6 separate regions of the Mus musculus genome follow, and all the other regions are linked to region 1. The links are chromatin loops, found by intact Hi-C in ENCODE. Cell type or tissue: left cerebral cortex. All regions are shown on one strand.

What was found. Peaks named below come from ENCODE experiments on the same cell type or tissue, not always from the same donor. Only the 100,000 strongest peaks of a DNase experiment are listed, where the experiment ranks them.
Region 2: it touches region 1 in a loop (2.1-fold over the local background); 8 of 42 quality-filtered maps call a loop at or near these places.
Region 3: a loop joins it to region 1, with 5 times the contacts of the local background. A loop is called at or near these places in 22 of 42 quality-filtered maps.
Region 4: it touches region 1 in a loop (6-fold over the local background); 34 of 42 quality-filtered maps call a loop at or near these places.
Region 5: it touches region 1 in a loop (2.9-fold over the local background); 23 of 42 quality-filtered maps call a loop at or near these places.
Region 6: a loop joins it to region 1, with 2.7 times the contacts of the local background. A loop is called at or near these places in 3 of 42 quality-filtered maps.

Annotation. Positions count from the first base shown.
Region 1 is chr1:133,178,563-133,183,562 of GRCm38, forward strand. It overlaps a transcript of Plekha6 not described here. Among named protein-coding and RNA genes, the nearest start is that of Gm51648, 33 kb to the right of the region's middle. RefSeq lists an enhancer at 2,106-5,000. In left cerebral cortex, CTCF peaks have their summits at 2,590 and 3,928; DNase peaks (open chromatin) are centred at 316, 1,169, 2,697, 3,960 and 2 more places; H3K4me3 peaks cover 2,528 bases; H3K27ac peaks cover 3,330 bases.
Region 2 is chr1:133,266,672-133,271,671 of GRCm38, forward strand. Plekha6 (pleckstrin homology domain containing, family A member 6) reads left to right here. Exons shown (of 27, transcript NM_182930.2): 7 at 3,389-3,531. Gm19461 (predicted gene, 19461) reads right to left here and starts at 3,137. Exons shown (of 4, transcript NR_037984.1): 1 at 2,753-3,137. In left cerebral cortex, a CTCF peak has its summit at 2,100 (motif pointing left); a DNase peak (open chromatin) is centred at 1,358; H3K27ac peaks cover 419 bases.
Region 3 is chr1:133,350,872-133,355,871 of GRCm38, forward strand. It overlaps Ren1 (renin 1 structural), which reads left to right. Exons shown (of 9, transcript NM_031192.3): 2 at 3,256-3,406; 3 at 3,931-4,054; 4 at 4,624-4,742. Among named protein-coding and RNA genes, the nearest start is that of Ren1, 2.7 kb to the left of the region's middle. In left cerebral cortex, a CTCF peak has its summit at 2,851; DNase peaks (open chromatin) are centred at 1,127, 2,606, 2,828 and 4,975.
Region 4 is chr1:133,304,637-133,309,636 of GRCm38, forward strand. No RefSeq gene overlaps it. Among named protein-coding and RNA genes, the nearest start is that of Golt1a, 2.7 kb to the right of the region's middle. In left cerebral cortex, CTCF peaks have their summits at 2,349 (motif pointing left) and 2,937 (motif pointing left); DNase peaks (open chromatin) are centred at 2,351 and 2,938.
Region 5 is chr1:133,361,620-133,366,619 of GRCm38, forward strand. Etnk2 (ethanolamine kinase 2) reads left to right here and starts at 1,953. Exons shown (of 8, transcript NM_175443.5): 1 at 1,953-2,399; 2 at 3,957-4,216. The coding sequence starts at 2,145. In left cerebral cortex, no CTCF peak of the experiment used is centred here; DNase peaks (open chromatin) are centred at 1,912, 2,288, 2,330, 2,624 and 1 more place; H3K4me3 peaks cover 1,453 bases; H3K27ac peaks cover 1,283 bases.
Region 6 is chr1:133,284,879-133,289,878 of GRCm38, forward strand. It overlaps Plekha6 (pleckstrin homology domain containing, family A member 6), which reads left to right. Exons shown (of 27, transcript NM_182930.2): 17 at 2-113; 18 at 369-508; 19 at 1,369-1,518; 20 at 2,592-2,721; 21 at 2,896-3,002. Among named protein-coding and RNA genes, the nearest start is that of Gm19461, 18 kb to the left of the region's middle. In left cerebral cortex, no CTCF peak of the experiment used is centred here; a DNase peak (open chromatin) is centred at 2,387; H3K27ac peaks cover 1,694 bases.

The DNA of each region.
Region 1 (5,000 bases):
AGGGGAAGTTAGTCCACCAGTTTAGTGACCCCCAGGGCCAGTGGGGAGTGTGGCGTAGTGATGATCTTTGAAGGTGTGAGTGAGTGAGATGAGACTGTATTGGGAATGGGAAGGCAAGACCCCAGAGGTGCTCTCTCTGGGGCTCCTTCTTCCTTAAGCTTCCTCCTCAGCCTTTCTCAGGAGCAGTTTGCTTCTCGGCTGGGCTAACAGAGGAGAGATTTAGACTTGGCAAGGCATGTTTGCTTTCTCAGCTCTGCCGCCTCCACCCTGCCAGCCCCATAAGGCCTCATACATCTTCCATTTTGCTCCCTGGCAGGAAGGCACTGTGCCCAGCCCAGTCATCCTTTGGCTTCTCACCCTCCTCCCCCCGGAGCCCCTGTGTCCTCCAGAAGCAGCCACCCTTCTGGCTTGGGCTTCTGGGTGAGCCAGAGCCTTGTCTGCAGCTCTCGCTCTGTCTGCCAAAGAGGAAACCCGCCCAGCGGGCCTGTCTGTTGGCTGCCCTCTCCAGCTGCCTAAGATTGCATGGCATTTGAGCTGGGGGTCCTTGTCCCCTTCTCTTCCCCTCTTGCGTACTGGGATCTCTCTCAACCCCACTTTGCTCCATTAACTTCTCAAGGCCAGGGACTCCCCAAGAGTCCCTCATTTCTGGCTGCCTGGAAGCCGACTCGGCCCCACCTGTACCAGACATCCTTGCCAAGTCCTGGAGAGCTGGGTAGGTGAACTGGGCCTGGCACGGGGCCCTTACTCACAACTTCCCTGCCCCTTTAGCCGAGAGGCTTTCCCACAGAGTCATTGAGGACCAGCCTGGCAGCTCATCTAGCTGAGGGAAAGAGAGGGGAAACCCTACCAAGAGAGCAGATAGGCTGCCATGTGCCCCCCTACCCTGAGGAGGCATGAGAAGGATTGTCCCTTAGGTACCTCCCCAGGCTCCTGGCTTGACTCCATCAAGTCTCTCCCATATCTCCAGTCTCCTAATCTATCTCTTCCTGGGTGCAGGAAGGGACGAGTTCTCTTGTGCCTTCTAAAGCAGATCCTTTTTTAAAGAAAGTGCTCCAGGTGACAAAAGACGATGTTCACCCAGGGATGTTCACACAGGGATTCTCATGCTCACATAGGGATGCTCACACAGGGATGTTCATGTTCACACAGAGATGCTCACACAGAGATGATGTTCACACAGGGATGCTCACACAGGGATTCTCATGCTCACATAGGGATGCTCACACAGGGATGTTCATGTTCACACAGAGATGCTCACACAGAGATGATGTTCACACAGGGATCCTCACACAGGGATCCTCACACAGGGATGGTCATGCTCACACAGAGATGCTCATGCTCACACAGGGATGCTCACACAGGGATGCTCACACAGAGATGATGTTCACCCAGGGATGTTCACACAGGGATCCTCACACAGGGATGCTCATGCTCACACAGGGATGCTCACACACCGTGGTTAGACTCAGAGTAGGAACAGGTTGCTTTCTTGCTTTGTTCATTTTTCTTTTGTGACAAGGCCTCATGTAGCCCAGACTGGCCTTGAACTCGTTGAGTAGCCAAGAATAGTTTTAAGCTTCTGATCTTACCTATACTGTATTTTATGGGGTGCTGGTTTGCAGACTCCCAGGGCTTCATTTCATGTACCCTGACGAGCACTCAACTGAGCAGACATCTTCAGCCCAGGCTGCTTTTTGTTTTTATTTTTTAAATCAAGACAGTCCACTTACAAATAACAATAGACTTATCAAGTGGGTGGAACCTTATAGGTATTCATCAATTCCTGCTTTTTGGAATGTTTCTATGTTCAGAAGTGGCCTCAAGCCAGGCAGTGGTGGCACATGCCTTTAATCCCAGCACTTGGGAGGCAGAGGCAGGTGGATTTCCGAGTTCGAGGCCAGCCTGGTCTACCGAGTGAGTTCCAGGACAGCCAGGAATGGGATACACAAAGAAACTCTGTCTCAAAAAACTCAAAAAAAAAAAAAAAAGTGACCTCAATGATATGGTCTCCAGCTTTGGGTCCAAGGTGTGGCAGAGACAAAACCCCTGGGAGTTAAGGGCAAATCCGTCCCACTCCTTTCTGATCCTGGTCCTAAAACCAAGGTTTCCCCTGCACTTATCCACTGTCATGGAGAATCTCCTTTCCCAGAGAGATGTGAAAAGAAACAGAGGCACAGTAGAGGGGAGAGATGTTTAAAGCTCCCTGCCCCTGCCCATCAATACTGAAGAGCACAGATTGAAGGCTTGGTCACTGGAGACTAGTCTGGGATGAAGACTATGAGATCCTATTTTGTTTTTGGTTATTTGTTTTTGTTTTAAATGGGTCCCAGAGCTCTCCTAATATTTTTCCTTTAAATTCATTGTGTTGAGGGATATGGAAGTATTAGGATCCTAGCAAAACCCTCTATGAAATGGTTTCTCTGTTTGGGGACAGTCACAGAACTGAAAAGCCACCACTGGGTGCACGAGGCCCCACCACAGTGCCAAACCCAGGGGCAACAGCATCCTGCAGTCTCCTGTGGTAGGACTCTTAAAAAACGCTGCTTACCCATACGCAGCAGGCCCAGATGCCCTCTGGGGGGCAGCCTTGTCCTGTCTGTGGGAGGCCGGGGAGGCTGTGCCCACCAACCCCTTCTCTGCGGGGAGGGTTACAAGGGTGGTTAGCAGCTCGTCACTGGTGTGGATGGAGTTAAACCTTTCAGGGGACTATTTACTCCTGATCCTAAGTGACAGCTTGGGGAGGGAGGGTCACGTGGTCCTGAAATCCCCACGGGAGCCGATGGAGCATGCCCAGCTGCTTCTGCCTGGGAAAGGTGCTGGATCCTGCAGTAACCACAACAGCATCCTCTCCCCGGAGCCAGGGACCTGCCAGCGAGAAGATGACTGATTAGATCAGATTAGATCCAGAGCGGCACTCTTCCGAAGGGGTCCCCAGGGGTGGGGGAGGAGGACCCCAGCTGGCCCGAGCTGGGGGAGGGGTGCCTCCGAAATCGCGCTTAGCGCTCTCAGCGCGGGATCACACCTCCGAGGCCCAGCCGGTGAGTCGTTTAGGTGCATCAGACCTAAGAGGTGGGAGAAAGAAGGCTAGGCTGGGGGGCAGAGCTGGCAGCCGGTGTTGGCCGCACAGGCCAGGGTTGCGTGCACTGCAGTGAACTGCCTTCTTCATCTTCAGCCTTGGCAGCGGTACATAGGGATCATGGATGCTGAGAATGCTAATTATAGCCTTTCTGTGACCTCACCCCTCCAGAATCCCTAGGATGGGCCGGCACCCTCTGAATTGATTACATTTGAATTGCGTCCCCGGGTGAGGGTAGCTTTGGGGCTGCCAACCTCCAAGGTGCAGCCCCGCCCTATCTCTAATTTTGTAGGGAAGAGAGATGGAAGGGTCCAGGGGTCAGGTTCAGGTCGGTGGAGGCTCTCCTTCCTCAGTGCAAGGGGTCAGAGGCTCTTGGTTTCTTAGGGGGTGTCTGCGGTTCAGTGGGTAGCTGCTTAAGGATTTGTGGGCAGGGGGATGATGGAACATGCCGTATTGGTGATGGAAAAGCAAACTGCCGCTGTTTAGAGCCCTAGGACTGGGCTATTGTGTGAGAAGTCTAGGGTTGAAGTGGTCGGAGATACGCAAGGGAGGGGGAGGGGGGAGGAAAGGGGGGTAGGAGGAGGAGGAGGAGGAGGGGGAGGAGGAGGAGGAGGGAAAAGCTGCTACTGGGAGATGCCCTTTGGGACTGCAAGCCAGTCTGGCTGGAGAGTGAGAGGTGGGAGATCTTGGATGCAGAGAGGCGGGCTCGAGCGTGGTGGGGGAGAAGGATGTGTCCCCCAGTAAGTTTCGCAAGAGGTGTGTAGCCTTCAGGACCGGGTAGCTCATCCCAAGTCCCTCAAGACCTCTCGCTCTCCATCTGGCATCTCCAGTGGCGCACTCAGCCGCCAGGGCTCCAGCATGCGTGGGCGGAGCCCTAGCTGGCACGCCTCTGCCAGAGCCCCTGTCCAGATGGCTGCGGGGCACTGCAGGTGCTGTCCCGGTCCTCCCACCCGGAGCCTCTGAACCCTGTGGAAGTGGGGAGGACTCTACGGGTGCAACTGTCCGGCAACCACCTCTGGGCAGCTGCGGTTTAGCCCGGGCAAAAGTCGAGCCCATCCTGCTAGCGGAGAGGAGTGCGCCCGTGTCTCAGCACCTGGGTCCGCGGCCGTGGATGGGAATAGGGGTGGGGGTGGAGCAGCAGTGCTTCCAGAGCGGTGGCAAGAGCGGCTTGGGCACCTGCACAGTTGCCTGGCTTTCCTTGCAGAAAGGAGCGGGGGTTCTGTGTCTCCGCACAACCATTCAGAGTGCTGGGCTGCAGATAATGAATTATTAAAAGCCTTTGGTTTCCCCTTTGGTGGCGAGGTGATAAACGTGTTAGCGCTGTATGTAATTAATCCTGGTGGCGTGCTGCGAGGGCTAGAGACAAAGGGGCCGCCCTCCCCTCAATTCGGCTGCTTTTTCTTTTTCACAGGAAGGCTATGGTGCAGGACACATTACATAGATAATTACATTTAGTGTGTCTGCCTGGATGATTGAGTTGGATTCTTCCTGCTCAGTGCAAATGAAGTAATTACTGAGGAAATCCAGGAGCCAGGCGCCTGCCCTGGCTGAGCTGCCGTCATTACCCCCCCCCCCCATCTTGGCCCAGTGGCGCCCAGGGGTGGGCTCAGCTGAGGCCCCTAGGATTGACTGCGACAGCACCCCAGACAAGGGTGAGGTGTCACGTAGTAGGCTGTGGATGACGCTCCTGTTTTCTCACTGCCTGCTCAGCAGCCCATCTGATGGACGCTGGACATTTACTTGGCCCCTGGGGCAGGTAAAGGCAGGAGGAAGGTGGCTGGGCTAGAGAGAGCTTGGTTTGCTGGAAAAGGCCCAAGCAGGAGGTTGACATAGCTGGAGCTGGCATGAGCCTTTCTCATTAAATACTCTCAGAACCAAACTTCTTTTGGGAGCCAGTGGGGAGTAGGGAAGCTGTGCATGTGCC
Region 2 (5,000 bases), 88 kb after region 1:
CTGGGCTTCCTCTCCCAGGTGGGGAAAGGAAGGCATCTGCTCTTCTAGAACCTGGGTGGGGCTGGAGCAGAGTAAAGTGTATGTCCCCTAGGACGCCCTGTGTGGTGGCCCAGAAGGGAGCAGGTAGTGGCCCTTGGACTCATCAGGGTAGCTGGGAGGCCAAGTGAGGCCATGCTGGGGTTCCCTCTTCTTCTCTCAGGGGCCTGATGGGTATATATGGCACCGGTGGGCCAATAGAGCTGTGTCTCTGTGATGCCACAATTTCCCCAGGGAAGAAAATTGTGTCCTGAACCTTTTGTACCTTGTGCCCAGCAGCCCACTCCTCTTCTGAGCCGAGCTCTGGTGGGTGGGTTTCTCAGGTCTTTTCTGAATAGGTTTCCTTTCTATTTTGAGCCCAGGGATATGCAGGGACCCTCCCTCCAGTCAAACTTACTCAAATTTTATTCTTTAGAGAACATTATGAGTTGAATTTTGTTTTAGTCTTGAGTTATGAACCCCGAGTCTTGTGGATGCTGGGCAAGTGTCCTGCCCTGAGTCCTGCCCCTGGTCATGTAGACAACAGTTTGAGAGAACCCGTGCACAGGAAAATGGGACTCTCCTCCCGCTCAGTGTCCCTCCCTCAGAACCCCTGGGGGACCTACTCAGCAAAGCTGTGCCTGCAGCTGGCTCCTCCTAGGCCAGTAGTTTTCCACATTTAAAAATTCATGACCCATTAAAAACTATAAAAATCCCATGCCCTTTGTGTTTTGTGATGCAGAGTACCCTAGTCTCCTTTTCAAAATATGAGATAATAATATTGATTCTGCATGCCTTAGAATAAAGTCCCCTCTTCCATTTGAGAATTGCTGTCCAAAGCCCTTAAAACTCAACCCTGGCATTAAAGACAGAACAGGTCACACCAGGTTGGTGTCTGAGCTTCCAAGGCTCTCTCTGCCCTTCAGATTCTGGTGAAAGAGGTGGGCACCATACACAGGGCCTGCCAGGGAGAGAGGAGGGGACATATTTGGCACATAATTACTTTCCATCCTCTCAGGGGCTGGGGTGCCAGAGGTGTGAATAGAAGGAACAATTTATACAACTCTGACTCCAGGGAGCTGGGTTGTAGCTGGGGGAAATAGGAGCAGGCTGTGTAACCAACAAACAGTCCCGAGACACAGACACATTGCACCCACACAGCATCCACAGCCTGTCTCGCCCTTCCTACCAGACCTGTCAGAGCCACACACTCCAGACTGGAACTGTGCCTGCTGCAGGCATCAGATAAACGTCCTAGAGTGACAGATACACACCCTGCTGCGGAGCCTAGCGAGATCACTCCAGTGCCTACCAGACCTGCACACCCTCCTTCTCCTTGCCCCAAGTCGTGCTCTGCCTCTTTAAGGCCCCCACGTGATAGCTATGCTCAGTGGCCTACAAAGGGTTCTGACTGTGCTATTCAGTGTCTCATCCCCAGGGAAGGGAGGGGAGCCGAGACAGACAGACAGCAGGCTTGTCCTGTTGTGGCCACCAAGCACAAGTCTTGGATGGCAAATAATGAGGAGCCGGGAACTGTCCCTGCCTGGCTACAGCTGAATGCCTTAGCTTCTTCTATCCACACCCTCAAGTCTCCAGCTCCTTTCTTCTTAGAAGCTGGTGCCCCTCCCTGCACTCCATCAATAGCCCTGTCTTTTCCCAGGCCCTCTGCCTTCTCCTGTCACAAGCATTTGGTCCTGGGGCTGTTTGCTCCTTGTTCCTCGTGGCATGTTTTGTCCCCAGTGTGAGTGAGCCCCAGTGTAATTTCTATCTTCCTTGTCATTGGGGCCCCCTGGCCAGCAAGCTGGGGTACACAGGTTGCTCACAGAATGCTCATGGAATGAACAGATTCATTTGCTGGTTCCAGCCTGCCCTGCCACACATCACCAGCCTTGTCTCTGTCTCCCACAAGACCATACTAACCCTGTGTTCTTGTCAGAGGGTTTTCCTGGGCCCTGGGCACTGCTATTCAGTCTCAAGTCCCAGCAGCCTCCTTGCCCTCTTTACAGCTCCCTTACTGTCCATCAGCACCACCCCTCTAAGAACTCAGCAGCTCTGCCTCCTGCTGGGCTCTCTGCTGAAGGGCAGGGTCCAGCCCAAGAGAGGAAGCCTGGGGTCCAATCCCCCCAAACTCCACACTGGAGAAGGGTGAAGGTGGAGATGCATATGGGACACAGTGAAGGGAATCACCTGACGGTTGATCCCGGAAACGCTGGAAGGGTGAGGGCATGACTTGGCTGTTCAGGAGAGCACTGAGTTTAGCCACAGGGGCCTCGCTTTTTCCCTTCAACTCGCATCCCATGGGTTAGCACTCAAGGGAGCCAAGGCTGGGATGAGACTCCTTAATCACATCTGGAGCCCCCTGTTAGGTGATGTAAATTTTAATTACCTTTTTTTTTTTTAAGGAGTTGAGGGTGTCACTAGAGGAGTATGCTAAAGTCCCAGAAGGAATCTGGCTAGTCCCTCTCTCCTATTACCCTTCAGCAACCGCTGAATCATTGTATCATTGTATCATATCAAACCACCGTTGTATCATTTAAGCGGGAGCAAAATAGCAACTTGTCTGCCAGGGAGGAGCTGGAGTTGATGCTGGGCTTCCCTGACTCACTGCCCACTGCAGCCCCAGTTTTCCCATAGTGCAAGCCCTCCATGCTCTATCCCTTGTCCGGCTGAGCTGGGCACTGCTGAGTGCTGTCCTCCTGGGTGGTGTCACTGACTACAAGGGAACTACCCATAATACCTGTCCTGTGCTCCTCACTGTCTGGTCTGTCTCTTCCTCTGGTGTCGGTTGGCTTGTCTCTGCTTCTCCTTCTGGCCGCATGAGGACCCCCTCCTCTGGACAGGAGCTCTCTTCTGGGTTCCAGCCCGCTGTGCCTGCTCACAGCCGTCAACTAGGTAGTGTTCTGACCGTTTGCCAGCGTGTGCCCTGCATGCCGTGGATAGGGGCTCAGGTGTTTCCTCTTGAGGAAGGCGTAGGGCCAGCTTCTCAGTAGTGAAGCTGGGTTTGAGATGGTCCTGTTTAGGGGACCAACTCCTCCTGCCCTGTGGTAATTTTGTTATCACAAAGGTGGAATCGAAGGGGAGATAGGGTGTGGTAATTGTCCCTCTTGCTTACAGCCACTTCAGGTGGGGGGAGGTAAGCTTGCTTTCCTGGTGATAGGGCTTTTAGGTAGTATTCAGAGACCTCTCATGTCAGGTATATGGGAGACAGCTGCACTCCACCCTCCTTCCTAGCTCCTTAGCTCCTCTGGGGAGAAGCTGAGTGCTGAGAGCGGCCTGACTGACTGCCCCTCCTGTGGGTGTCCTTTCCCTGCAGGTGACTGTTCACTGGGTAGATGAGGCTGGGGCCAGTTCTACGCACTGCCTCTCCCCACAGGCAGAGCACGCTGGAGTCCGCACCTACTTCTTCAGTGCCGAGAGCCCCGAGGAGCAGGAGGCCTGGATCCAGGCCATGGGCGAGGCTGCTCGGGTCCAGATCCCTCCAGCCCAGAAGTCAGTGCCTCAGCCTGTGCGTCACAGGTGAGTACCTGGTGCGGACACTGGGGAAAGGAGAGAGAAAGATGTTCAAAAGTACTCAGCTTTATGCCAGCGCTGGGTCCATTCTGTGGATTTGAATGTCTAGAGGGAGTGAGGACCACAATTCCCTCACCTAAGTGGGAGGTCCCGCCAGTGGCTTGCAGAGCCTGAATCTCACTTCCCCTGCTCAGTTCCTCCTCCTCTTTCTGAGCTGGGGGGGGGGGGCCTGCAGAGAATTCTCTAAGCTTGGCTAGGAGCCAAAGGTGAGGGTCATTCACTAGCTGTCCTAGGCTATTTGCGTCAAACACGTTGGAGGAAAATGCAGTCAGGTTTGAATCACAGGTTAGTCACTTGGCCGTAGTGTGACCTCAGGGTGAGTGACTTAACCTTTCAGGGCCTGATTTTTCTCTTCTCAAATCTAGCAGTTGATTCGTCCTGCAGATTGTGTGTGAAAAACACAGCACACGGCCCACAGTACCTGTCACTTGCTGGCTCAATGCCCACCTCTCCTTCCCTGTGTGCAGCCCTGAGTTAAGCGAATGGGGACCCAGAGGAAAGGGCTCATTCAGGTCTGGCCTGAGTGGAGAAAGGGTCTCCCTGTGTAGACTTCAGGTCTGGCTATGTTTAACCCTCAGTGTGTCATCAAGGAAGCTTGACAGGAAGCTCTGAGGAGAAGTTGTCTCAAGGGCCCATCTCTGCACGGGGCTAGGCCTTTATTCATCCATCTCCCAGATCTGCTAGGAAGAAAACAGACTGTACAGGTCTGTGTTTCTGCTGCTATGATAAACACTGACCAAAGCAGGGAAGTCAGAGCAGGAGCTCAGAGCAGGAGCCTGAAGGCAGGAACTGAAGAAGGCTGTGGAGAAACGCTGCTTCCTGGCTTGTTCCACCGTGGCTTGTTCAGCCTGCTTTCTTTTACACCGTCCAGGACCACCTGCCAAGGGGTGGCACTGCCCACGACAGGCTGGTCCTTCCAATATCATCAACCAAGAAAACTCTGAGCAAACATTCCTACAGACCAGTGTTATGGTGGAATCTCTTTAGATTCTCTCTTCTCAAATATCTCTAGCTTGTGTCAGGTTGACAAACAATAAACAGACCAAAGTAACCAAGACACAGATCCTGTGCCAGGCCCTGGGAGCATGAGGGAGGAAACCCGCCATGCTCTGTCCCTTATGGAGCCCACATTCTAACCAAGTTACCCCGAGAAGGGCTGTGCTCTGGAGCGGGGAACTTGGTGTTTACCTGCTTGGAGTCAGCCACTTGTCCCCCTGATGCCCACCATGGTTCATCTCATAGCAGCCCCGCCCCCCCCTTCCCCCAGGAAGGTGATAACTGTCCTTTCTGCCAGTGAAGAATCCCCAAGACGCAGGGCAGACGTGCAGCCATTCTCTGTGGCTAACTCCAGTTACTGTTGTGAAACCGGGGTACAGTCCAGCTTAGGCTGGAGGGCTGGATTGGAGACAGATAGC
Region 3 (5,000 bases), 170 kb after region 1:
GGATCATCCAGTCCTTTTGGCCAGCCAGTCAGGGATGTATGATCCTGCTCTGACAATCCTAGGGACTAGCCGAAAGCCCTAGTGGACGGCCATAATTAAGGGGTACCACAACTCCCCCTTCTACTACTTTTTTAAAAGGGAGGGGTCACTGGAGTGATTGTGTCATTTGTGGTAAAAATTTTGGGTGGAGTGGAAGTATCAGAAGAAACATGTAGGCCAAAGGAGTAACATGACTATCAGTTAATTAATCTAGATAGACATTAAGTTTTCCTTGCGATCATGTAACTTCCCCCAAGTTCAGCAGCCCTTTGGCTTTGGCGAGAGAGTTCATCTGTAGCTGGAAGACCTCAAGTCTGTCCTCTGTGGGGTTCAGCTCGTGTCTCTGGATCTCAGCGTGTGTCTCGGGAGTCTTCCGTCAGATGAGGTGTCTGGAGGAAGGCAGCTTTGTGGTCTGCAGGTCTCAGGAGACAGCGCTGTCTCTACTGGATCTGTGGCTGCAGGCACTGTCCTTTTCTTTTGTGGGGATAAACCTGTGGGGTAATCACAGCAGAGGAGCAGAACCCTAGCAGCAGGATGTCTGCATAGGGTGGATGGGGAACGTTAAGCCTGCAATGGTTTGCTTGGGAGCACATCCTGGCCCGTTGTTAGGATCCTAGAAAAGCAAGGGTGTTTGAGGAATGTAGTCCTGGAAGGCATCCTTTAAGTCTGCTTTGGGTGGCTAAGGAGGAAAATATCATGTTAATTGTGTATCTGGGATAGGCAGTAACAGATTGTCTGCAAAAGGAAGCTGGTTGTCAGTTAAGGATTGGATGACGGTAATCAGCATGGTTAATTTGACCCGGGGAAGCACATTAGATGGCTTTTGGCCCTTAAAGGAAATCATGAATGCTACGGAGAAAAATAAACATTAAAATAAAGAAGCAAGAAAATTTTGGGTTGAAAAGCTTCACTAGCAACAGATGAGGGTAAGCAGCAAGCTAATCTCACCAATCCTCAGTCCGCCATTCAAAAACAGGATGAAAGCAGAGCCTGCTTCACCGGCTGCTTTGAAGATTTGATGAGAGGATACGCATAGCACTTCCGATGCCAGGCGGGGAACGGTGTAAGAAGCCATGGTTACAGCATGGATTACCACAGAGTGTAGGAAAGGGAAGGCTCCTGGCAGCCCCACGAGGGAGGATGAAACAGCCATTTAGTGCAGTTCTAGGGCTGTGGGAACAAGGCTTCTTGAGGCAGGAGCAGGGCAGAGGCAAGAGAAGGCTCACCCAGCAATGGTCTGGGGACTACGATGAGGAAGTCCTGAAAGAGTCGAGGCAGTGAGAGCTGTGAATCTGCTTGGTGCTTAGGAGCTGGTGGGTTGCTTTCATCCTAAATTGAGTCTCCAGACATCAGCACCCATGTTGCAGATGGGGATCCTAGGGATGTCCTCCAGGAAGGTCTGAGGACCCACTGGTCTTTGTTTCCAAAGTCCCGCCATCTTGCTCCCAGCATGCAGCAGAGAGTGTGGGACTAACTAGAGGGCGTGGGGTTCTGTGCTCCCTGCTCTGTGTAAAGTATTGAGCAAGTCACCTTGAGGGGCTGAGCAATGGGCTTTCTTCTCAAGGCCGTTGCCTTACATACACACAATGTCCAGCCTCCACGCTTAGCCTGAGCTGTGACTAGGCAAGACAACCATCAAGGTGCCAGAGGACGAAGAGGTTAGTGAATGCTCAGAACCGTGCAGCATGCCCTCAGCATCAGGTGGCTCTATCCCCGTTGTCCCTGTAGGCTAGGCTTGTGGAGAGCACTCAGGGGAAATGGACCCATTGGCTGGGATCCTTGGTGAGAGCATCTAGGTATGGGCTCAGGTCATGTCTTGAAAGATTAAGGATCTAGGAGAGGAATAGAAGGGGGTTTTTATGTTTATTTTCTTTTGGGACAGAGCCTCATTATGGAGCCTGGAACTCACTATATAGACCAGACTGGACTCAAACCCACAGAGATCAGCCTTCCTCTGCCTCCTGAGTACTGAAACTAATGTCATGCCCTACCACACAACATAGAGGTTTTCTAAAAGAGGAAGGGTCATAAAGAACAGCAAAGCATGGGTCTTTTCAGGAAATGGTGGAGAATAGACCTGTCTTCCTCCCTTGAAGAGTGGGGAAATAAAACACACCCATCTGGTGAGATGGCTGGGGTCAACTAAAACAAGAGTGGAAATACTTGTAAACCGTGCTAGGACTAAGTCATTTCTGCTGGAGATTACTCGGATAGGTGTGAAATATGGGCAAAGCTGGGAGGTGAGGGCACGGAGTGCTGGGAGGAAGGTTAGGGCTCACACTGGAGAAGAAAGAGGGCTCTCTGGATGTCTGGGAAAGCCCTGGCTCAGGGCTGGTGGCATCTTCCTCCAACTGCAAAACAGTCTGCCTGGTCCCGGCAGTCCTGGGTAGGAAAGACAGACAGACAGAGCTTGGACTGTCTCTGTTTGGCATTTCTGAGTCATCTTCATCCCTGTGAACCTTCAATGTCTCCGCCGCCGCTGCCGCCGAAAACCAGGGAGCTAGCCGTCATGTGGTTTGTATGAGGGTGCGTGCCAGGCAGCTGGCCTGTGGCCAGGAGTAGCTCAGGGAGCTGCTGTTCTAAATGAAATCTCTTGAATTTTGCCAGTCAATAATGATTGGAGGTGAGGAGGGGCCCAGGATTCAGGCCCAAGACACATCAGTCCCCAGGTGAGGCACACAGGCAAGCTATAGACACTGGCCGATCCAATCCGAGTCAAGCTAGGTTCATTGGGCACATATCACCTGGTTCTGTGATACCCCAGGGAGCAACAAGTCCTTGCAGCCTGCTGTGGGCATCTGCTGCCACTTACAGGCCATCCGTGGTACTGCCTTGCCCGTCAATCCGAGGAGCTGGCAAGAGGCTGTATAGACCTTTATGTTCCTCTCCAGAACAGTGAGGCTTAGAGTAGGTGTTCAACACACGATGATGATAATGGTAGATAGATGAACAGACGGACTGACTGATGGACAGATGGGTGGATGGACAGACGGATGGACGGATGAACAAACTGCTTTATCTAACTAAAATAAGATCTGGGAATTACTTAGTACCAGAATAAGTGACTCCAAGAAACCCCAGGGAACTAAAAGTGATTCGTAATTGCATGGGAGAGGGTTAGTGTTAGACATACCAAAAAGCAAGGCAACATTTGGGCTCTGTCAACATTGGAGCACTGCACGACTCTTCTGTTTTTCTTTCTCTACCCTGGAGCAGAATCCCGCTCAAGAAAATGCCTTCTGTCCGGGAAATCCTGGAGGAGCGGGGAGTGGACATGACCAGGCTCAGTGCTGAATGGGGCGTATTCACAAAGAGGCCTTCCTTGACCAATCTTACCTCCCCCGTGGTCCTCACCAACTACCTGAATGTGAGTCCTAGCTCATCTGCTATCTCCTTTTCTCTCTGGGACTAGCAGGCCCCCACTCCTTCCACACCATGTTTGACTGAGAGCCAAAGAGCACCCCATAGAACTCCTATTTACCAGCCGAGAAGTCTGGTGGGGAGGGGCTGTTGTGATTGTTTTGTTGTTTGGTTTGGTTTGTTTTTGAGACAGGGTCTCACTGTGTAGCCTGGCAAGCCTGGAACTCACTTTGTAGACCAGATTGACCTCGAACTCACAGAGTTCTACCTACCTCTGCCTCCCAGGTGCTGGGATTAAAGGCATGTGACATCATGTCCAGCCATTTTGATTGCTTTGATTAAGCTTCCATGCCCCAGTGAGCCTCCTGTATCCCAGGACAGCAGAAGACAATGCTGAGTCCTCACATCTCAGCAAAAAGAAAGCCAAGAGCCAAGAAGGGGTCCAGACATGCCCCCCCCAAACCAGAGGCCCCAAGCCCTGAAGTCACCCCCATCTCTCTGGGCCCCATTTTCCTTCTGCCCCCGCCACAGACCCAGTACTACGGCGAGATTGGCATCGGTACCCCACCCCAGACCTTCAAAGTCATCTTTGACACGGGTTCAGCCAACCTCTGGGTGCCCTCCACCAAGTGCAGCCGCCTCTACCTTGCTTGTGGTAAGAGTCAAGCCTCGTGCCTCTCCCCCAGCTCTGCCTGCTGCACCTATGACCTGCTTCTCCTCAGCTCCACACCACTGATCTGAGGAAGAGAGAGGAAGTGTCTCTCTTCTTTCTGAAATGGCAACCAAGGTGAATAAGCCAGCTTTGGGAAGTGCCTGGGCACCTGGAAGGCCTTTTGCCAGTGTCCCAAGGATTCAGACAGGAACAAAGTTGTAAACCCACTCCAGGTCTTGAGGCTTTTCCGATGCTCCCATGCCGAGTACTTACTCTGTGCCCAGAACCCTCTTTGGCACTATATCAGTGTTAGCAATGGCTTTAGAACTCTTTGAAACAAATGTCTCAGAAGCACGAGCACATAAGATGAAACAAAAAACCACTATCCTTGCCTGGTATACATTTTTCTTCCAAGCTGGAGACTCAGGAAACTAAACACACACACACACACACACACACACACACACACACACACCTAAGTCTTCAACCATGTTTATCACTTGTCCTGCCTCTGAGCCTTCTATGTAAATCAATCTCTCTTGTGCTGACTGGGGCCTGTAACCCTCTGCTAGGGATTCACAGCCTCTATGAGTCCTCTGACTCCTCCAGCTACATGGAGAACGGGTCCGACTTCACCATCCACTACGGATCAGGGAGAGTCAAAGGTTTCCTCAGCCAGGACTCGGTGACTGTAAGTAGGATCACCTCTATTTACCCACAGGGCCCTTGTGGTTCCAGACAAGTATACTCCAGCCCTCCTCCCTCCCCCTCCCACCCCCCTGCAGGAGCCTGGGAAGTTGAAGTGCAGCCTCCTTGGCAGCTTCTAGCCAATTGCAGGAGAGCAAACCTGCTGACACTGATGCGCAAGGCTTTGCATCTAACTTGCATGTGGGTGTGTGCCTAAACCCCACAGTCTCCTTCCTAGTAACCAGTCTGACTTTGCTAATTG
Region 4 (5,000 bases), 130 kb after region 1:
CTGTGATCCCAGCACAGCAATCAGGTCACAGCTTGATAAGACCTCATCAAGATCATATGAGACCTCAAAGCTCATCTACACAGCGACACTCTTTCTCCAATAAGGCCATACCTACTCTAACAAGGCCAGACCTCCTACCACTCCCTAGGAGCCAGGTATTCAAACAGATGCGGTCTATGGGGGCCATTCCTACTCAAACCTGCACAACTGGGGAGTTAGGAGCACTTGCAGAGGACCCAGGTTCGGCTTCCAGAACCCACAAGGCAGCTCACAACCATCCATCTCTAACTCCAGTTCAAGAAAATCCGGTGTCCTAACCTCTGAGGGCACCAGGCAAGCCTGCAGTGCTGGCACATACTCAAAATACTCATATACTGAAATAAAAATAAACCTTAAACGACAAAACAATTCAAAACCGGAAGCTCCACAGGCAAGAGCTGCTCTGCCAGAGAACCTGAGTTCTGGGTTCCTGAGTTCTGGGTTCCTGAGTTCTAGGTTCCTGGCCGGCACCCACGTCAGGCGGCTCGCAATGGCTCGTACGTAACTCCAACTGCAGGGGATTCAGTGCTGCACTCCAGCCTCTGCATACATATACAAGCACATAAAAAATACATCTTTTTTTTTTTTTTTTCAAAAAACAGGTCGAAAAGAAGGCACCTTTGAGGAGATGGGTGTGCATAGGAAAGCTGGTCGCATTCTAGACCCTGAGCATTCTAGACTCTCTCTCCGCACCCTCATTAGACCGGAGCCTGTGCCAGGTGCCTGAGGGGAGCTATGCAGTCATTAAGTAGCACCCAGTATCACTGACTCTTCAAACAAGAGCGTATCCGCTCATGGGATGAAGATGCCTGGTATCCTCCAGGGGCAGCCCTACCCACTCCTCCTCAGATCACCCAGTATGTGGCCTCTGCAGTATGCCCTTGCAGACAGCTGCTCTGGAACTGTATATACGATTGCTTATTTCTTAGACGTGATAGGTCAGGCAGGTCCCAGACCCTGTTGGCCGGGGTCACACACCTTGGTCCAGCTATACTCGAGAGCAGTAGTTCTCAACCTGGGGGTCACGACCCTTTTAGGTGTCGAAGGGTCTATCATAGGAGTCACCTAAAACCTTAGGAAGACACAGATGTTTACATTACAATTCATAACTAGCAAAATTACAGTTATGAAGTAACAATGAAAATTTAATTTTGTGGTTGGGTCTTGCGCGCGCTCAACTGGACAGGAAGACCGACGCTGCAACAGGATCCTTCTGCACACGTTTATTGGGAGAGCTTGATTGTAGAGGCGAAAAGACTTCGAGCCCAGAACTGGTGCTGCTTTTATAGGCCTAGGAGGGGCGTGTCTCACACCCGGATTGGTTATGCACTAAGCCTCATTTGCATGTTCCTCATCTGATTGGCTACTCTCTCTCAGTACCTTACAGAACCTCATTATCATGCCTCATTTGCATGTCTCACATCTGATTGGTTATACTCTCAGTACCTTACAGAACCTCATTATCATACCTCATTTGCATGTCTCACATCTGATTGGTTATACTCTCAGTACCTTACAGAACCTCATTATCATGCCTGGGCCAGGCAGTGTCTTTGCAAAAAACTTTACTGCATATGTACACATTGGTTGTTTGTCCAATCTTATGCGTGGTGGCCAGCAGTAGTCAGTGCCACTCAGCAACGGCACATGTGGCTTCCCACAGTTGGGGCATCACCTCAACATGAAGATCTGTATTAAGGGGTTACAGCACCAGGAAAGTTGAGAACCACTGGTCTAGAGGACCCAAGGCTCCAAGTCTAGAATCTAAAGCAGTAATTTTGCTACTGTTATGAATTGTAATGTAAATCTCTGATATGCAGATGGTCTTAGGTGACCCTGTGAAAGGATCATTTTACACATACACACACACACATACACACACACACACACACACACACACACACACACATACACACACCATTGCAAGGGCTCACAACCCTCAGGTTGGGAACCTCTGCCCTAGAGCAGTCCTAGAATGTGGTCCAGAACTGAGGTGTTCTAAACAGAGATATCTGGATCAGTGACTGGGTTCTGCAGTCTCGGATTCTTCATCTGATGATAGTGTCTATTCCTAAGAAGTTCTTGAGAAAGGAAAAGAAAAGAAAGGAAAAGAAAAAAAGAGAAAAGGGATGAAAAAGCACTTTTGAAAAGTTGAATTCATTTACAATCATGGCAGAGTGTAACGGTGACATGAGCCAGGCATGATGGTTGGAAGGATGAATGTTTAATTAGCTTCTTCCTTTTCTAGCTAAGGCTTTGCTGGAAGACTTGCTGGCCAGCCAGGCCGCCTCTAGGGCGCCCCCTCCTGCTCACAACATGCATCACTCTTTCCCATGGTGGCCAGTTGAGAAAGCAGCCACAGGCTGAGGTTCAGTCTGGCTGTTCTATGGCCAGACTCCTTCCTCGGGTTGGCCTTGTGGAGGTCCCTCCCCAGGAGGGTGGATGGTGGACTCCCAGCTCCTGTGGCTAGAAAATCAGACCAGGAGTGTCCACTTCAGAGGTCTCTTGTCCCTGCTCCTGGGTGGGCTACATTGGAAGTGATGGAAAAGAGTATTCCTAGCTGATATTTGATATCTTTTGGGAGCAGTTTAAAAGCATAATTTTTAGATATAACAGCCTATTAATAGAAGACTAATAACAACGATAGTAATTTATATAACTATACTAGAATGTTAATAGCAATAACTATCTCATTAGTGCTTATATGATTAATCAGGGTGCCCAGATCAATGCACTGGTATATGCTTCTCAGTAATGCCCGCCGCCCCAGTGTGGTAGGTACTATTCTTAGCTAAGAAACTGAGGTACAGAAATTTTAAATAGAAACCCTAAGGTCTCATGCATGACATTAGAGCTTTCCGGTTTTAATGGCTGTCGTACTGCCCCCTAGTGGGTGTTTAGAAGATTTGCAAGAGAGCCTTTAGCTGGTTCAAGCATGGACAGCAAATCCCTGGCTAGCTTTTTCGTTGTTGCACTGAGCAGCACAAACATCCAAAATAAGACTTGCCTTGGTCCTCGGCAAAGCTCTTTAGAGTGTCAATGCCTGAGCTAAAAAGCGCTTCTCATATAAGCTTATTCAATGTCAATTCATCATACTACTAAAATGTTTGTGTGGGGTTTTAAGCTTTTTAGAATAAGTTTCATAAGCACCTCTGTGAGATTATTGTGAAGAAACTTCAATGGACTGTGACATAGTCTCGAAATTATCAAATAATATGTGTACTGGCAACACATATTATTATTATTATTATTATTATTATTATTATTATAGCAGTTTATAACAGTTCCTGCAATCGAGAGTTCTTTCAGTGTTGTCAGACTGTGTTGCTGAAAAACAAAGACACTGGTTGCAAAGCATCTGCCCAAGGTGAGCAGAGCACCCCAGAATCATTGAAGAGAGTTCTCAAGCCAGTGGCTCTCAACCTGTGGGCCATGACCCCCTCAGGGGTCATACATCAGATATCCCAAATATCAGATATCAACCTGTGGGCCATGACCCCCTCAGGTCATCAGATATACTGAATGTCACATATTTACATTACAATTCCTAACAGTAGCAAACCAACAGTTATGAAGTACCAACAAAACAATTTTATGGTTGGGGGTTCACCACAACATGAGCAGCTGTATTAAAGGGTCGCAACCTGAATTTGGTTTCCAGCACCCACGTCAGACAACTCACAACACCTCTAACTTCAGCTCTAAAGCTTCCTGTTCAACAGGTACCTGCACACACACACACACACACACATGCACGTGCACACACACACATGCATACATATAATTAAAATGAATAATGATAAGCCAGGCATGGTGGCACATGCTGTAATTCCAGCACTCAGAAGGCAGAGTTCAGAAAAATCTTTGTGAGTTCCAGGTCGGCCTCATGTACATATCAAGTCTCAGGACAGCCAGGACTATGTAGTGAGACCTTATCTCAAAAAAAGTACTAAAAACTTTCGTATTTTTCCACTCTTTACATTTTCCCTTAATTTTTAAAGATGTTCCGTTGTATGCAGAGGTCAGAGGACAATTCTGTGGCGTTGGATCCCTCCCTCCAGCTTTATGTGAGTTTTCACAGCGCCTTTATCCTTCAGGCCTGACCCTTTAAACTTAAAGTTTTATATAAACCCTGGTTTCTCTATCTTTGTCTGATGCTATCAGGGGATCCACTCCTGGTTGCCTTTCTTGGGTTCCCTTGCAGGAGCAGCAAGTGGTCCTCAGTGCTGGGCTGGCCCCTGAGGCCCCATCTGCCTCTTCGCCAGGCTTGCAGAACACGGAATGATGTGCCCATGTCTATCTAGCTACTCAGTGGATCGACACAGGTTCCCTATCTATCTCGTCTTCTCCTGAGAACAATTCTCCACCTGCTCAACCTCACCACCCCATCAGGGCACTGCGGGGGCGGGGTGAGATGAGGGACAGGGAGGAACTTGAAGTCTCTGCTGCCTAACTCCACGTGACACCTACACCCTTGGTTTATATAAATCTGACTCCCCTTAGGTCTGATATAAGTTTTACTCATGAGTCTGTGCCCCTAGTATCTCTCACGTGTGCTAGCACAAAACAACAAAATAAATATATAGGCCGGGCATGGTGGCACACGCCTTTAATCCCAGCATTTGGGAGGCAGAGACAGTGGGATTTCTGAGTTCAAGGCCAGCCTGGTCTACAGAGTGAGTTCCAGGACAGCCAGGGCTACACAGAGAAACCCTGTCTCGAAAAACCAAAATAAATAAATAAATAACCAGCACATTTTAAAGCTGGGTGTGGTGACACATGACTTGAATCTCAGCACTGGGGTGGCAAAGGCAAGTGGATCTCTGTGAGTTCAAGGCCAGCCTGGTCTTCATAGTGAGTTCCAGTCTAGGCAGGAGAGATAGTCTTAAAAAAAATAAAAATAAAATCCGAAGGGCCGGGGCGCCATTCCACCTCTCCGAGAAAACCAGCTGTGCCCAGAC
Region 5 (5,000 bases), 180 kb after region 1:
AATCCTACCTCACACACATAGAAAAACACATAAAAAGGCTAATTTGCCCAAGATCACTCGGTGAAGAATCAAGCGGAGAAGGAACCTGAAAAACTATCCGAGAGAATCCAACCCAAATGACACAGCCCCTGGGGGCGGGGCTCTCACCTCAGTCCCACATGCGCAGTGCTGGCACAGGGACAGAGCTCCAAACACCTTGCTTTGGGTCAGGTGCACACACGGGCTGTCTTCCACCTCCAGGCCTAAGCTCCACAGGTTTTGTTCAGCCTGCTTTCTTACAGAACCCAGGACCACCAGCCCAGGGGAGGCACCACCCACAATGGGCTGGTAGAGGACTCTTTTTCCACTCACCCCTCAGACTGCCCATGAAGAGTGTATAGCTTAGGGGATAAGAAAGCAGGCATCAACCTGTATTCCCTCATCCCTCTTTGACCCCTCCTCCCCCAAAAGCAAGGTACTGAGTGTCCCAACCAAGCGCTTGGTATCTGTAGGATTTCACTCTCCTAAGGTTAAGGACCCAGGGCTTCTCTGAGGTGATATTTGTATAGCGGGAGCTGCTTTCAGGGTGCTGGCACAGAGCTGAGAAAGCGAGTCTGGACTCCCACTGATTGTGTTCCCTTGTGCCGCAAGGTTTGCTTTGCCTATTGCAAAAGAAAGAGCTGGAGGCAATGTCCTTTCCAGTTCTGGCATCCTGGGACATCATGACCTCAAGTAGGTGGTCCCTCCCTACCATCTGCTACAATGTCCAGTACAGTGGCTGCATGCTGTTGTTTGTATGCGTATAAAGATTAAAGTTACACAAAATGTCACACTGGCCACATTTCAAGGGCTGAGTAGCCACGTGAGGCTAGTGGCCCCTGCAAGAGGCACCAGCACAGAAACTGGACCAGAAGACCTGGGTGCAAAGCAGCAAGAACCAAAAGGCCTCGTGGTGGAGATGTTCCTGAGTAGGTCGGAGGGACAACCTTGGGGACACAGAAACACATCTATTTTGTAGGCATTTTTCAAGTAGGGCAGTATGAGGTGATAAGAAATGAGGTCCCAAGGCAAGCCCAGGTCTCTCTATGCTAGAGAGCTGGCAGCTAACTGGTCTCACTCTGGAAGTGACCAGGGGAATATATGACTAAGGGACGGGCTTTCCAAGGGCTGGCCTGGCCTCTTTCCATGTGTCTTCTCTGTACAGTAAGTCTGCCAGGGGACTTATCCCTTCCCCTTGTCATGCTACATACACATAGATCCCTAGGTTGTACTATGGCCTTTGATCACCTCTTTGCTCAACAAAACACTGAGCTCCGGGCACCTGTGCGACCACTATCTATGCCCAGTCAGCCTTGCAGGACAGGGAGGAAGGCTTAAGGATTATTTAGTGAGCCAAACTCAGTCTTGCTCAAAGTCCTGGCTTACAATGTGCTTGTACACTCATAAAAGTACCCTGGAACATTCTATCAGAGTCCAGTCTGCCTATGGGACACTCACCCTGAACCATCACCATGCTGTTCTCCATCGAAGGTGTGTGTGTGTGTGTGTGTGTGTGTGTGTGGTGCTGAATGATGCCTAGAAGGCCTTAGAAACGCAGCCCAACCTTTCCCAAGAGATTTAATGGCAAGCCGAAGCCCACACTATAGGAGCATCCGATCTCCACGTTCCAGGATGAGGTTGGGACAAAGACAAGCTCTTCCCTCCTTAGCCCCAGCCCCTTACCCTAGACTACCCGGAAAAGAGCTCTTTAGCTGTGGGCTCCAGTGGGAAACTGGTCAACCAGTACTAGGATACTGGAGCAGGGATCTGGGGCGGGGCCTGGGGAGGCTCCGCCCTTTGCGTCATTAAGGCGGGGCATCCCCCACCCAGAGCTCCAGGTAGCGGTGGAGCCAGCAACGGGAGATGGCGGGCTGCACTCGCCCGGAGGCGGGGGCGGGGCGGGCAAGGGGCGTTACTGCGACCCATGATGTCACTGTCGCGGCGGACCTTGGCGATTCCCGGCCAGCTGTGTTGCTCGGTTGCATCGCCGGAGATTGGAACAGGCAGCTCGCTCATGAGTCATGGACTTCCCCTGGCCCCTCCTCGACCACTCCCACTCTCTCTCAGGGCCCCCCCGTAGGGGCTAACGCGGGCGCGGCGGCTCCGAGGGGGTGGGGCTGCTGGGAATGGCTGTGCCCCCTTCAGCTCCAGTGCCGTGCTCGCCCTTTTACCTGCGGAGGCAGGAGCCTTGCCCGCAGTGCTCATGGAGCATGGAGGAGAAGGCGGTGGCCAGCGCCGGCTGCTGGGAGCCTCCAGGGCCCCCGAGGGCCGCCGTCCCATGCTTCAGCGTCACGGTGGAACAGGACGACATCCTCCCCGGTGCCCTGCGCCTCATTCGGGAGCTGCGGCCGCACTGGAAGCCCGAACAAGTTCGGACCAAGGTAGCCGAGAGGGCGTGAGGCCGGGGATGGGGCGCTGCCGGGCTGCAGAGGGGCTGCGTGGACGCCCGTCAGTGCATCCTCCAAGTGCGGGTTCCAGGGTTTTGCGGCTGTTGCGCAGGAGATGTTTTGGACCGTGGTTTGAATATGTGTGTAACTCTCCATTTCTCTTTGATCCCTATGCAAAGCTGGGCTCACGCTTCCCTGGACCCTCCCCATTCGCCTGCTCCTGCCGCCGGAGGTCCACCTGCCCACTGTCAGCGTGCTGCGCGTGCAGCCCCACCCCCTGTCGCTGCGTGCTTGTCCCCTAGTTGCTCAGAAGTGCTACCCAGCCACTCTGACAACCCGAGGAAGCACGAACTTTTAAGGAAACCTCCCCCTACACCCATGCTGTTCCTTCGCCCTAACTTGAGATCCAAGCCTCGGGGATCTGAGCATTCCTTGTGGCCCCAGGAGCCAGCCCTGTGCAATTCAGAATTCCAGCTAAGCCCTGAGACCTTCTTCACGTGGCCTCAGGCTAGCTCTGAGCAACGCCCCTTTTGACCCCCACTCCATTTTCTTCCCACCTCAGCTGAATACTTTGTCCCACACACACACCTGTGGGCAGAACTGCCCACTGCGAGCCCCTAGCTTACTCCCTCCCTCGCTGTCCTGCATTCTCTTAAAAACCTACCCAGCCCTACACCCCTGACAGCCTGCTTTGGAGGGTTCGGGCCCCATGTCATTGGCCTTCTGAGTATGGAAGGGGCAGCTCTAAGGAGAATCTGGGCTGAATGTGGTAACATTTTCAGAAGACCTGGTCAGGAACAGACAGTGAAGGCATCAAGCCATATTTGAGATTAAACCCAGCACTGCATACCAGATGCTAATCTGGACCCCCACTAGGCCTGTCGTCTCACCTAGAAGGGGTGGGTCCCCTGAAGTCCCATCCAGCTCTGCCCCATAGCGCCCATAAACCTTTAGTTCAGGGTTCCTCCCTCCTTATCACCCTGCCCAGAGAGTCTGGGCTCCCACTCATATTGTCTCCTGTTCCTCCTGGTGTGGAATTCAGAGATTCAAGGACCTCTGGCCACCAAAGCCCTGGGAAGAGTGCCAACTTCAGTACCCTCCTTGTCTCTCTGCCACTGGATAGAGCAGGAGATACAGCTCTGAGAGCCCTTGCCTGCCTTAATGAGAGGCAGCTGATCAGGGTGTCTGTCTGGGCAATTTCTAGCCCTCCCTGGCTACATTCTTGCCTGCAGTGGGGTTCTTTCAGGGCCAGGATGGAGAAAGGAGGGGAGGGCCTCTCTCCAGCGCCTAGTGCAGACGTGGCCACTGTGCTAGATAGCATGGCCTGGACGCGCAGCTAGGCTGAGTGAGTGTGCCTGGACTCAGTGTGGCTGCTCCTTCCCATCCACCACCATGAGTGTCCCTTTATTCCAAGGCACAGTTTAGTACTAGCTGGCGTGGGGTTATGTTCAGCATTCCAGTGAACGAATTCTGTTTTGACTGAAGCTCTGGGAAGAGAGCGGAGGACCATGCCGCACCCTCCCACCCATGGCTGTCCTCTCCCCATGCTAGCGCTTCAAAGACGGCATCACCAACAAGCTATTGGCCTGCTATGTGGAGGAGGACATGCGGGACTGCGTGTTGGTCCGGGTGTATGGGGAGCGCACGGAGTTGCTGGTGGACCGGGAGAATGAGGTCAGAAACTTCCAACTGCTGCGAGCACACGGCTGCGCCCCCAAACTCTACTGTACCTTTCAGAACGGGCTGTGCTACGAGTATGTGCAGGGTGTGGCCCTGGGACCTGAACACATCCGAGAGCCCCAGCTCTTCAGGTGAGGAGGGAACAGGGCATTATACATCATTTTCTCAGAGGCTGTGGTTTTGATGGTCTTGGCTGTGAACAATGAAGAGAGTCATAAGGCCCGCCATTGCATTGAAAATATTTGTTAATATATGCTACTCAGAGGCTACACCATTCTATAGGCTTACAGGGGTATCCACTAGAGGGTTGAGTTCCAGGGGAACACAGCAGAGACCAGGTTGTTACCGCACCCCACCCCACCCCATTTCTCAAACCTCTGTCCACTTGTCTGCCGTGGAAATGTTCAGAAGCCCCGGGAATGACGTCTGAGCCAAATTCTGAAGGCACACAGGCTTTCTACCCTGCCTGTCTTTCTTTTTTATTTATTTTATGTTTATTGGAGTCAGAGCCTTCCAATGTAGCAATGGCTGTCCCGGAATTTGATATGTAGACCAGGTTGGCTTTAAACTCTAAGAGACCCACTTGCCTCTGCCTCCCAAATGCTGGGATTAAAGGTGTATGACACCTTGACCAGCTTTCCTCCCATCTTTTGCAAAGACAGAAAAGTGTGAAGACCAACGAGCCTATGCAGGATGAACGAACTCAACTTTAGCAGGCTGGACTAGCCTCTCCTCCCCCATAGCTGAGGGCCCTTTGGGTTCCCTGACAGTGAACATCCAGATTTGGAGTACTGCTGAGGCCTTCATGCAGAAGGCCCACAAGGACTAGGTCCTAGTCCCAGTCCCTGGATATGTAGCACCTAGGAACTGTGTTTAACCTTCAAGCCCTGTGGATACTACTCTAGAGCAGAGAGC
Region 6 (5,000 bases), 110 kb after region 1:
GAATGAGGTGCTCAATCGGCAAATCCAAAAGGAGATCTGGAGGATCCAGGATGTGATGGAAGGGCTGAGGAAGAACAACCCCTCTCGGGGCACTGACACAGCCAAGCACAGAGGTAGGTACTCCGGCACCCCTGCCAACTCACACCAAAGGACCCATGGGTGACTTTAGAGCTAACCTGGAGCCCAGGTCTTCAGGCTGGCTCTCTTTGACACATCAGAGGCTACAGTGTCAACTCTCTTCACTGCCTAGGGTTCCAGCCTATGGCCCTAAGCCATGGAGGGCCTCCTCTCCTTCCTCCACCCCTTGTGACTGTGTGTATGCTGAGATGTTCCTCCCTCGACTCTACCCTTCTCTTCTGTTTCCCCAGGAGGACTTGGACCGTCAGCCACCTACAGCTCCAACAGCCCAGCCAGCCCTCTCAGCTCTGCCAGCCTTACCAGTCCCCTGAGCCCCTTTTCAATGGTGTCTGGCTCTCAGGGTTCTCCCACTAAGCCAGGGTCCAGTGAGGTAAGCTGGGAAAACAGCACAAGAAAGATGGGGGGCAAGAAGACCAGCTCTGGATCCCAGGAAAGGACATACAGTCTGCTATCTCTTCCCCAGGGGCCCCATTCTAGCGTTTGGTTCATGGTATCTGGAATCATTCTCACACTGGTTTTCCCTTGGGGTTTCCCCTACGGGCACTCCCATCTCTGCCTGCCCTCTTTAGCTGCCCCACAAGGAAGTCTTCCTGAACCCCAAAATGGTTAGCACAGATTCCCCCATGCTTGACGGGAACTTAAACCAGGAATGTCCCAAGGTGAGGGGGTTGAGCTGTTTGCTAGTCAGTCAGGAAGTGCTCATTGGGATGGAATGAAGCTCTTAAAAAGGTACCCAGGCAGGCCCTGGGGTCCTTTGTTCAGAGAGACAGCATCTAACAAGGACCCGTCCATAGCAGGTTGCAACCTACAGGAGAGATCAGTTAAATCTCAGCAATGAGTTATATGGTTCAGACTCTGGTACTCCAGTGGAAGACGGGGTAGAACTTAATGGGACCATGGTGCGTCTGGATAGTGTGAGGCCCAATGGAGTGCACCCAAGAGAGACAGAGGAGGCAAAGATGCAGAATGGGGACGTCCTAGCAGGCCGGGATGTATGGGGGAGCTTTGGAATGCTGGGGAGCTGTGTACAAGGGTGAGCAGGAAGGACTCCGTGGCCAGGCAGAGGGCTGCCAGTGGAGTTGGGGCTCCGCCAGGGCAGGGTGGGGTGCAGTGCCCAGTCCTGGGGCATAGTTCACTGGATAAGACTATCTGGCTCCTGCTAACTCTCTCTTCTGCTCTCACAGTGGCTGCTCTTCTTCTTCCTAATGCTCTGGCTTCTCTCTGCCTCAGGAACCTGGCCCACCTCGGCCACCCCTCCCCAAAGCCTACGTCCCCCTGGAATCTCCTCCCACCGTCCCTCCACTCCCCAATGAGAGCCGCTTCTGGCCATACCCCAACTCCCCTTCCTGGCATCGAAGTGGCGAGACAGCCAAGGGCCAGGTACCCAGCATCCTTGGGTTTTGGAGGGTGGGACGGTGCAGTATGGGACAAAGACCCAGGCATGGGGCAGGGTAGAGCCCTGGGGTTGTTTTCCCAATCATTCCCTCAGAACTCTATGCCTTCTGGGCCCTGGAGGCACAGTCTCACAGGTCAGCTTCCCTTCTGTTTTCTGGGGACGGTGGGAAAATGAATTACAATCCTACCCAACCCTGGCTCGTGAGCATCTGATGATCACAGGTTCAGATCCTTACCAACATGATTAAACCAAAGGAGATGGAGTGACACCCTCTCCAGCCCCTGCTACCCCTTGCCCACCTCAGACTCCAGTCTCTCCTGTTCTTGTTCTGCCTCTGGCTTGATCTCACTGCGTCTCATGGGCCTCTAGTATAAGGCCTGCATCTGTTCTGGGTCCTTAGTCAGGACAGAGTGTACAGTTAGACTTGGTTGTTTGTTATTGAGAGACCCGTTAGCCAGGCTCTGCTTTATATGGTTTGTGTAGCTGACAGGCAGACAGGCAGAAGAGTTGGTGTTGCCCGTAGCTGCTACACCATGAAGTAGACAAGACTTAACTATCACCCAGGCTTCCGGCCTGGTGACTGCTGAGGTTTTAGGCTCTAGTTTTATTCTTATATTCTGAATTTTCTATGAGGCTTAGAATCTCTGACTGTGCAACAGAAAGAGGTTGCTCATAGTGTGCCTGAGGCCTCAAGTCTCTGCAAACCCACAGACAAACACCTTTTTCACGTCCTCAGAGTCCTGGAATCAAGGACAGCCTGATTCTGTTTGAAACAGTCTGTGTGGATCCTGGCAGGATCCTCAGAGATCTTAGGATTTGTAGCCCACTCTGGTGACTCCTCCTGTGATCTAAAGCCCACAGACCATCTGTGTTTCTTCAGGCTTTCCAAGTTACCTGGGTTGGGCAGAGACCTCTCTGAGTCATCCTTACCAGCTGGTATCTGCACAGTTTCCCTGCTCGCTCCGTCTTAAAGGACTTGAAGGAAGGCATTAAGGAAACCAAATCTCTAGCGTTCACCCTAACACCAGCTGTCTGTCCTCTCACCCCTTCCTCCCAGCCCAAAACAGGCTATGAGACAAGCAAGAAAGACCCGAGCCAGACATCACCCCTGGGTACCCCTAGAGATATCAACCTGGTACCCACCAGACAAGAGGTGGAGGCAGAGAAGCAGGCAGCTCTCAACAAAGGTATGCTTCCGCCCATACTTGCCTTAAAAAGCTGAGGTTCTTCCTCATGCTGGAGGGGTGTGCTCACCTACCCTAGGCCTCAGTGGGGAGAGCGATCAGGCCTCTCCTTAAGAAGCAGATGCTCTGGCCCTGCTTCCCACAAGGACTCCCCCTGGCTGCTCTGTCTTCCTGTAGTTGGCATTGTACCCCCTCGGACCAAATCTCCTGCTGAGGAGGAGTTGACACCATCAGCAGTGGTGAGAAGGACCACGAATGGACTCACCAATGGCCTCTCCTCACGGGTAAGTGCCCACACTAGTCACGACGCGGAACTAGGGGAGAAGGTAGAGCTCGTGGGAGGGAGAACCGTCCCTCGTGGACATGTCAAGGGTCAAGGAAGATGAGCATCGTAAATGCATGAGAGGGTTTAGCGTTCTCATAGCACGCTGTTGGCAGGACGAAGCTGGAAGAACAGAGGTCAGGGTGAAGTACACACAGTGTTAGTTTCCTAGGGCCCTGGGAGTTGACAGATTACCACACAGATTAGTGATTTAAAACAACACAGCTTTATACTCCCAGTTCTGGGGGCCAGAAGTCCAAAGTCAAGGTGCCACCCATGTTGGCTCCTTTGGGAATCTGAGAGACTCTGTCCTGCGCCTCGCCTGTGAACAGTGGTTCCCAGCAGTGCTTAGTACCCTCTTTGGATTTTGGATCCCTAAATTCATGATGACCTTGATGACAACTGTAGAAACCTTCTTCCAAAAAAGGGGCATAGTATCAGGCATGGGGTGAGGGGCTATGGTTTAAAGATATCTTTTGGGGTCACTATTCAACAACTCTAGTGCCAAATTTCATGCCATTCTACTTGGAAAGTGCTCATTCTATTCCAAGAACCCCAAAATCTCCATTTATAATGTAATTAACCTTAATACTAAAATCTCATCTAACCATTATTAGCTCAGACTTATTCTCAAGTCTCACATCTCCAGCCAGGCCTGGGGGCTCATGCCTAGAACGCCAGGAGTCGAGAGGCTGAGGCTACATAGTGAGTTCAAGCCCAGCCTTGATTACAGGCTGAGATCCTGCCGCAAGAAACAAAGACAAGGGGGCCGGAGAGATGGCTCAGTGATTAAGAGCACGGACTGCTCTTCTGAAGGACCTGAGTTCAAATCCCAGCAACCACATGGTGGCTCACAACCATCCGTAATGAGATCTGATGCCCTTCTTCTGGTGTGTCTGAAGACAGCTACCGTGTACTTAGATATAACAATAAATAAACCTTTAAAAAGGAAAAAGCAAAGAAACAAAGACAAACAGGATTAGAGGGATGGCTCAGCAGGTAAAGTTCTTGCTGCAGAAGCAGAGGGACCTGAGTTCAGATCCCCCCAAACCCGTCCAAAAGTCATGCATGACAGCATTTTCTTGTAATCCCACACTTGGGGGTGCAAAGACAAACATATCCAAGAGACTCCCTGTCACCAGTGTAGCCGAAACAGGGAGCTGCAGGGTCAGTGAGAGTCTGTCTCAAGAAGTGACTAGGAGCTGTAGAGGAAGACACTTGGAGTCAGTCTCTAACATCTGCCCAGGCATGCACAAGTGGGTGTACCCTCACCCAAATGTGTGCACAGTGTGGCTCGGCCTCCACACAGAAAATAAGCCCTGCAATTCACACTCTGAACCATCTCTAGCATGACAGGCATGGAACTCTAGATAGTGTTCATTATGGGGCAGAATTCCTCTCTACACATGGGACTTGAAAACGAGTTCACCTGCTTCTAAAATACAATGACGTGAGATAAGCTTTCTTTTTGAAAAGTTATGTACTTGTTCATTTACATGTGTGTGGATGCCAGTGTACATGTGTGATGGTCAGAGGGCAACTTTGCAGGATCGGTTCTCCCCTTCCACCTTGTTAGGCAGGGTCTCCCGTACTTCTGTTGCTGGGCTGGACACGCAGGCTAACTGGTGTGTCCAGGTGATCCCATTGTCTCTGCCTCCCATCTCGGAGTGGCAATGCTAGGATTACAGGTTGGTGTCGCCACATCCAGCTTTTTGTATGGGTTCCAGGAATCGAACTTGCGTCATTGGTCTTGTACAGCGAGCACTTTCAGCCACTAACCTATCTCCCTGGCTCCCAGATAACCTTCTTGTCCCCAAAGGAGAAATGAGAAGGAATAAAGAAATCTCCAGCCTCAAGCAGCTTTCCCCCTCAGTGCTGAGAGTCAAACCTCAGAGCCTTGTGCACACTGGCCGAATGCTATACATCTCAGCCACAGCCTCGGGTTCTGTGGCCTTTTGGG